2 separate regions of the Homo sapiens genome follow, and region 1 is linked to region 2. A link is a contact called in ENCODE Hi-C or POLR2A ChIA-PET data. All regions are on one chromosome and are shown on one strand. Each heading gives the region's core, a stretch centred on a gene start or an enhancer-like site at or near the end of the contact. The rest is flanking DNA. Distances are from core to core; before and after follow the strand shown.

Region 1 (4,268 bases), core at 148-2,647, 390 kb before region 2:
GTAAAAATTACAAGTCTTTTCATTACAATCACCAAATAGGAGACTTGGGTAAATTTTTAGACAGGGTTATTTGTGAGGCCCAAGGAGAAAAGTCCCATCACTGAAAAACAGCTCCACTGGATGGACATTCTAGAATGTGTTCAATCTATACCCACTGTCCATTCCTAGAACAAGATCAATAACATCGGTACTTTACATACACACACACACACACAAAAAGGCCGGGCAGTGGCTCACACCTGTAATCCCAGCACTTTGGGAGGCCGAGGCGGGTGGATCACCTGAGGTCAAGAGTTCAAGACAGCCTGGCCAATGTGGTGAAACTCCGTCTCTACTAAAAATACAAAAAATTAGCTGGGCATGGTGACAGGTGCCTGTAATCCCAGCTACTCAGGAGGCTGAGGCAGGAGAATCACCTGAACCCCTGAGGCGGAGGTTGCAGTGAGCCGAGCTCACACCATTGCACACTCCAGCCTGGGCAACGAAAGCAAAACTCCATCTCTCAAAAAAAAAAAAAAAAAAAGGCTTAACTCTTAGGGGTGAGAAATTAAGACTCTATAATTGAATGTTTCTGTGTTAAACCATGCTAAAAAGTGAGTCACATGAAGTCATTTTCGGTCAACACTAAATAATGTTTCCAAAGTTCAGAATATGGACTGGTAAATTCTGTCTTTATTTCCCAATCAAGCAACCTTTATCCTTTCCCCTTTTCTAGACAGAAAACCCAACTAGTTTTTTTTAGCACAGCTGCTTGAAATAACATATATAATCAACATGTTTGTGGTAAGGCCAAATAATTCAGGCCATCCTAAAAATGTACCAAAACCAGGAAAAAAAAAAAAACAGAAAAATGTGATTGCCACATTCAACCAGAATAATTGATTGACTATATGACTAATAGATATTACACTAGAACATAACAAATATTCCCAAGATCCAAGTATATTTAAATTAAAATGGCTCAGTACCCTAATTTCTAATAGTTTTGTCATACTACAAATGATTCACCTTTGCTTCAATATGTACTATATTACATTAAAACTGCAGAATTGAAAAGCATATGCTTGCTAAGCCAGTCAGTGACACAAGCTATCTTGTTAATTACAAATAGAATTGTAAGATCTAATACTCACTTTTTATTCCAACCACTGTAATGTATGAAGTATTTCACTTGTTTGTCCTTTATGGCAACCTTTACACACTGAAATTCAAAAAAAAAATAATAATTCACTTAGAAATTTTTTAAAGACACTACCTTTTCAAATCATCCTTCAAAGACACTCTACACAAGCTTTATGGTGGCCTAAACAGAATGACTAAGAACACTAAGCTTGTAGAATACTCAAGTTACAAAACTGAAGATTAGTCACAAAAGGTCCAACAAAGCTGAGAACCACAAGCATAAAAGGTCACCTTAAATCTTTAATCAATGGATTACAAAAGCTATCCAAGGACAGCTAATGAAAGCTATGCTTGTGTCTTCTCAGTCTAATCAGCCAGGAGCTATATTTATTTCAAAAGCAAATTCCTCTAAAGCAAAGTCTTTAAACTATATTATAAAAAAACTTCATTAGCTTATGAAAGGCAGTAAATGGACCTGTTTCTGAAAAGTTAGTTTAAACAACTTGTAAAGCAATGAATTAAAAATATTTCACTTTTCTTAAAAGCAGCCAGACAAAAGGAATTACTAGAGGCAAGTCATTAACTATGACAAGTGATGACTATCTGGTTTTGGATTTAAAAGTCTTTAAGAGAAAACCAAAATAACCACAACAGTTTAATTTGTTTCAATAGCTTCAATTCGAAAATTGTTCACCAGAGTGTCAGGTGCCAGGAGAAAAATCAGCCAGTTTAGTAGAGTTTGCCAAACGTTGATACAACAATAACAACATTCAGGGATAAAAACGATTAACAGGACATAATTTTTTTTTTTTTTTTTGGTAGAGACAGTCTTGCTATCTTGCCCAGACTGATCTCAAACTCCTGACCTCAAGTGATCCTCCTGCTTTGGCTCCCCAAAGCCCTGGGATTACAGGCTTGTACGTCACAGCCCCTGGCCATGAGTCGTAATTTAGCACTTACAAACATTATATCATTAAGATGTATGTACGTATACATATACTTAGAAATTCCTGACCATCTCCATACATCCAAATTCAGTCATTTTAGGATTTCTTTTTTAAGAGACAGTCTCCCAAGGGGCAATGGCTCACACCTCTAATCCCAACACTTTGGGAGGCCGAGGCAGGTGGATCACGAGGTCAGGAGTTCAAGACCAGCCTGGTCAACATGGTGAAACCCCGTCTCTACTAAAACTACAAAAATTAGCCAGGTGTGGTGGCTGGTGCCTGTAATCCCAGCTACTCGGGAGGCTGAGGCAGGAGAATTGCTTCAACCCGGGAGGGGGACGTCACAGTGAGCCAAGATCGCACCACTGCACTCCAGCCTGGGCGACAGAGCAATACTGTCTTGGGGGGCGGGGCGGGGCGGGGAGCATAAAAATAAAGAGAGAGAGAGTCTCGCTTGGTTGCCCAAACTGGCCTTGAACTCCTGGGCTCAAGCAATCCTCTAGCCTCAGCCTTCTGAGTAGCTGAAACTACATGCATGTGCCACCGCGTTTGGCTCTTTAGAACTTTAAAAATACACTTCTGTGTATTTAGAACACAGGAAAAAAAAAAGTAGTGAAAATGGCTAATATTTAGTCAGAAATGTCTGACACTTTAAGGCTATTTTCAGACACATATAGCATAAAACTACTCACCAAGAATTTATGCAGAAATTACATAAATTAAACATTATACTGTTTTGTATTTTACGGGCTCATTTTTGGAGCTACGACTGTTTAAGGTATAGTCAAGTCTTAAATATTTGTACTAAAAAAGTTATCAGAAACAAAATACTGAAACTTTTTTTTACTTTGGAATGCATTCTCCTGCTTACCTTCAGCTAAATGTAAAATCAGTTTTTATAACTTGAGCACACCCTGATACAAAGGGGGCCTCCCAGAATACAAACTTTGCCAGACAAATCAACAATCAACAGTTAAATGTACTTATTTTTAATATTGGCTTTTACCTTTAACCTAATATAATTAGCTCAATGCTTACTCAGCATATATTACTTTTAAAAGTAACTTCAGCAATGTTTTCTCACCAAGTCATTAACCACAAAATGCTCTTTGTTCCCACAGCCCATCTTCCCCTTCTAACATTCCCCTCAAATGCTACTTCCAGATGAGTAAGAAAAGTGGAAGAGAGTAGCAATGTTTTAATTCATTTGAGCCACTAAGCAAAACAATAAGAATCTCAGAAAGATGAAGAAATTTATTAACTACGAACCTAAAAAAGGCAACTCTCTTACTGAGGCAACAACAAAATACTGTACTTGTATATTAAATGGCCAGATCTAACCAGTAGTTTTGGCCAACTTCTCAAAAGAAAACAAGTTTCATACCTTTGCTTCATAAAGAAGAGGCCCATGAAAGCACAGCACTCGCTCACCTGTAAAGGGAGAAAAAGTACTGAATTGTAATTTCTTCTCATATATAAAAAGATTAACATCTTAGAGAGTCATCACACTTTTATTAAGGTATTCCTAGCCAAATTAGGAAAAATGAGGACGGGTATACAGAGCACCACTTTGGCTCAAACTTCAACTATACCCTACGACAAAAACACGTTGGTATCCGATGGTAAAAACAAAAACAATTCATTAGCAGGTCAATCTACTTAAATAATCAAATCATCTATCACCTGTTAAGCACATAAGCGGACTCTCCTGCAAAGCTGTCGAGGTTGGTTGGTTGGTTGGTTTTAACTATATATCTGAAAATACAGTTTTTTAAATGCTTTCCTCATCTGTTTTTCTAAGTTGAGGACCTTTACTCTCCACTTGTATCTCTGCTTCCAACCCTTTTACTCAGTGAAATATCGTACAAATTAAAATATCAATATGCATCAGAGATTGGCTGGATTAAGGGGTCTCACTATGTTCATTCTTCAAATGTGGAATGATGTTCTAGGTGCTAAGTTGCTTCAATGAACAAAGAAATGAGACAATAAAGCCTAACCTTTGGAACGTAACAGTCTACGTTGAGCCTACTTCAAGACTAAAGAAAATGTCAGGACCTGGAAGTCTTGGAAGCAATTCTAGGCAGTACCTCAGATTACATTTGAGTGTAGCTTGAAAGATTTTGCACACATTATTTTCAGTCCACTTGGTTTCAAAAGACCCATGGACAACTGAAATATCCAAGAATGTCAGCTCTT
Region 2 (4,218 bases), core at 699-3,198:
TGTAATTTTAATTTTTATTCTATTCAGAAGATATATGAAATAAAAGAACACTGCAAATTGATTAAACTATTTAAGAAACACATAAGACTCTTACTTCTATTTTATCTTTTAATGCTTTAAACATGGATAGTATAACATGTTCTTCCTCTACTCGATGAACTTCTTCTCGACTAGGCCAAATATCATGCAGGTAAATGTTCTTGCCGGTGGGGTCAGTACCTGGTTAAAATTTTTGAACATGATACTCAGTAAAAAAATAACTCTGAAAATGTTCATACCTTTTCAAAGACATATCATGGAAATCAAGTAAATGATTCAACAGGGTGCTTCAGGCTTAAGCGGCTGGAAGAACTAATTACCTGTACATTTTATTTTCTTCACATAAACACAGAAATTAATAACTATACATTATCATACGTCTTCCTGAAATAATTCAAAGAATAGATGGTCTAAGAAACATTTCAAAAATATAACGACTTCCATTGGGAAAAGTATGTGTAGGTATACATATACATAAAGGAAAAGATACCTAAAGGTTCTGTCTGGAAATCTATATTCACTGTGCCTGCTATGGCATAAGCTACCACTAAGGGTGGAGAGGCAAGATAATTGGCACGAACACAATCACAAAGACGACCTTCAAAATTTTTGTTTCCAGATAAAATTCCACAGGTAACCAAATCACCCTGAAAAAAACACAAACACACAAACAAATAAATTCAATTCTAGAGATGGTACAAATCTGGATAATCATATATAAGCAATCTTAAAGTCTGAGGGCGAGATTAACCAAAAAACATATTACTAATTTTTAAATATAGAACTATGCATCTTGCAAATAAACTAAATCAATTCCTTGTATTATGAAGGAATTATTTCAAGGATCTACAAATGATTCATTGAATCATTTAAAGATTCACAGGTTACTATTGCCAAGAGGTGCAGAGTTTACAGAAATATAAACACATCAATATATATTTTCTATAATTTAGTAACAAAACATAGTTAAGAAAATCATTTAGATGTCTTGCCAATCCACACATTTTACCTGTTTTACTGCATTTAAAACTGCGTCTGATAAGGGTGCTGTATTTCCCACACAAATTGAACATCCATAGCCAACGATTTCAAATCTGCATTTCAAAAAAAAAGTGACTGAATAGCACATCACAACATTTATAGAGAAAGGACAAGTCTTATCTTGTATTTCTATCACTGTAATAAGATTACTTAAAAGACTATTCATGACACATGGATTAACCTTCATCAATATATTCACCTCAGAAGATTCTGAGCAATCAAGTCTAACTCTCAGGCATGCTATTTGAACCAGCTCACTGCAGCCTTAACCTCCTGGGCTCAAGCAATCCTGCTCCTTGGCCTCCTAAGTAGCTGGGGCCACAGGCGCTCGCCACCAGGCCCAGCTAATTTTTTTATTTTTTGTAAAATAAAAAATAAAAATGCTCAGGCTGGTCTCAAAGGTGAATGCAAACCTTTGAAGAGCCTTAATAGCACTTATCACTGTACAAGAGAATTCCCCCAAATACTACTTGCTAGGAATATAACATGACCTTTTAAAATAATTGATACTGTACTTCCATCCAAGAGTTTAAAATGTAAAGAGGACCTGGCTATAATAACCTGACCAAAGGTCCCAAAAGAGGCATTGATTGTAATTGGGCACTCTGATAGGAGTAATCTCTCAATTATCAACCAGTTAAACCCAAGAAGAGTCTCTGACAATAAATCCAAGATAATATAACCAAAAGATTACAGGCACAGTCCTCTAAATTACTTTCAGATGCTATTCTAAAAGCAAAAAAGTCTAAAATTTATCAGTTTTGCAATGGAATTGATGACTCATATGTTCCAAAATACACACCGAAAATATAACTAGGCTGGGTGTGGTGGCTCAGGCCTGTAATCCCAACACTTTCGGGGGCCAAGACGAGCCGATCACTTAAGGGAACAAGTTTGAGACGAGCCTGGCCAACACAGTGAAACTCTGTCTCTGCTAAAAACATAAAAATTAGCTGGGTGTGGTGGTGCACACCTGCGGTCCCAGCCACTCAGGAGGCTGAGGTAGGAAGACTGATTGAGCCTAGGAGGTCGAGGCTGCAATGAGCTGTGATTGCACCACTGCACTCCAGTGTGGGCAATAGAGCAAGACACTGTCTCAAAACCAAAAAATCCCCACACAACTAGCATCAATTGTTTTGGATTACATAAAAAACATAGGTTACTTTTTTTTTTTTCTTTTTGAGATGGAGTCTCGCTCTGTCGCCCAGGCTGGAGTGCAGCGGCACGATCTGGGTTCACTGCAACCTCCGCTTCCCAGGTTAAAGCAATTCTTCTGCCTCAGCCTCCTGAGTAGCTGGGACTATGGGTGTGCGTCACCACGCCTGGCTAATTTTGGTATTTTTTGTGGAGACGGGGTTTCACCATATTGGCCAGGCTGGTCTCAAACTCCTGGCCTCATGATTTGCCTGCCTCGGCCTCCCCAAGTGCTGGGATTACAGGCGTGAGCCACCGCGCCCAGCCCAAAAAACATAAGTTACTTTCTCCAAAGTTCAGGGACAATTTAAACTTATGTATTATAGACCCAATAACCTCATAAAACTAAAATTAAGACAATTTTCAGTTAATAAATGCAAACTATAAGATTTCTTTCTTTTTTGAACTGACCTACACAACTCACAGAAATTGTGCATACTTGGTATCGTTTCTTACACTGTAACTGTTATTTGGTTGTACTTGTTTGTCTTGTCTTCCCAACTAAGTATCTTGAAGCTAAGACCACATCTCCTACTTCTGTGTATCCAACCTGGTGCTTTGCTCATTTGATATGCCCAATAAGTGTTTCCTGAGTGATAAGGCATCAAAAATTGTATGGTAATGGCAAGGTAGCAAGTAAAACTAAAGCATATTTTTTCTATCTTCTCTTTGTATATGAAAGGCACAAACAAGCAGCTTCAGTACCTACTGAACACCAATATCAATATGAAGTGCGATAGCTGTTACTTACCCAAGCTTACTTAGATATGGTAATACTCCACTTGAACTGAGGTAATGTGTAACCATCCCACTGCCTGGAGATAAACTTGTTCTTATATAAGGTTTAACACGCAGACCAGCTTCAACAGCCTTTTTAGCCAAAAGACCTGCACAGCCAACAAACAATGATTTATTATGGCAATGTTTCTTTCCCTCTCTCACCCATATTAAAGTAAAAAGTGAGAAGTAATTTATTTAACAGATTAAAGTATGAATTCATAAACTTACTGTCATTATTTTGTCCACTTTATTCTACTGATTTGCTTCATTTACAACAAATTTAAAATTACAGCCTTTATGTTGAAAATTATTAAGATACAGGCTGACATCATTCACACAGAGTAAACAAAAGGTGCACATATATAAGTACATGTTAACAAAACCATTTTTTCTCTTTCTTCTTTTTTCTAAAGCAAACCATTTTAAAGTCATAATTACAATAAGAGCAATGTAACACATTATACATGGTTTTATACAACTAAGGAATTGTTCCAATGGGCATACAAATTAATTTCATTTACAATCCTTGCCAAGACAATGATCTTTTACTACTTTTATAACTTTTAATGAAATCTACCACACTGTTATGGTTAACTTCTAGATAATCAAGAAATACCTGCTAATTAACTATAGTTCTAAATTAACAAGAGAAGCAGATACAACCTAAAATTAATTGACAGGTAAGTTATAGTAAACAGTAAATTTACCTTCGGTGTAATAAAAACAACATAAATCAAACTCAGGCTCCTTAAGACCTAACTAAAATACTAGAAAGTCTCTCAATATCAAATGTAGACACTCATGCATCATCTAAGAAACAAAGTTACAATAACAGAAAAGCCAACAATAATTAAGGAAAAAGAAAAAGTATGGCCATAAACCACAACCCACCTGCAGCAAGCATGACAGATGGATTGCAATTATTGGTACAACTGATAACTGCAGCAATGACCACTGATCCATGAGACAGCTTATATTCACTTCCTTCATAATGAATGGAGACAATATCCTTTTGTTTTTCAGCTGCAATTTGGAAGCCTTTAAATCCAACCTATACAAATTTCCACAAAAATATAAACTAAATATTCTGGGTATGTACAGAATAAAAGACTGGCAGAAAACATAGCAGATACCGGACATTTGATGATTTAACATTAAAAATCC

Evidence for each region. Hi-C counts contacts between places; a loop is a spot of excess contacts on that map. ChIA-PET counts read pairs that join two places held with the same protein, here RNA polymerase II (POLR2A). Pooled maps may share reads with other maps.
Region 1: a pooled map shows a loop between it and region 2 (2.2-fold over the local background). The contact joins two enhancer-like sites. A Hi-C loop is called at or near these places in 2 of 50 pooled maps. POLR2A ChIA-PET finds 5 or more read pairs at or near these places in 3 of 52 experiments (K562, Panc1 and activated naive CD4-positive, alpha-beta T cell).

What each region holds. Positions count from the first base shown.
Region 1 is chr15:78,877,445-78,881,712 of GRCh38, reverse strand. MORF4L1 (mortality factor 4 like 1) reads right to left here. Exons shown (of 12, transcript NM_006791.4): 2 at 3,454-3,500; 3 at 1,134-1,201. Among named protein-coding and RNA genes, the nearest start is that of MORF4L1, 6.7 kb to the right of the region's middle. Within about 2 kb of position 1,397, at least 2 of the 41 ENCODE cell types and tissues checked have a DNase peak (open chromatin) inside an H3K27ac peak, as active enhancers do.
Region 2 is chr15:78,484,648-78,488,865 of GRCh38, reverse strand. IREB2 (iron responsive element binding protein 2) reads right to left here. Exons shown (of 22, transcript NM_004136.4): 12 at 3,946-4,105; 13 at 3,026-3,161; 14 at 1,049-1,133; 15 at 530-686; 16 at 95-219. Among named protein-coding and RNA genes, the nearest start is that of HYKK, 21 kb to the left of the region's middle. Within about 2 kb of position 1,948, at least 2 of the 41 ENCODE cell types and tissues checked have a DNase peak (open chromatin) inside an H3K27ac peak, as active enhancers do.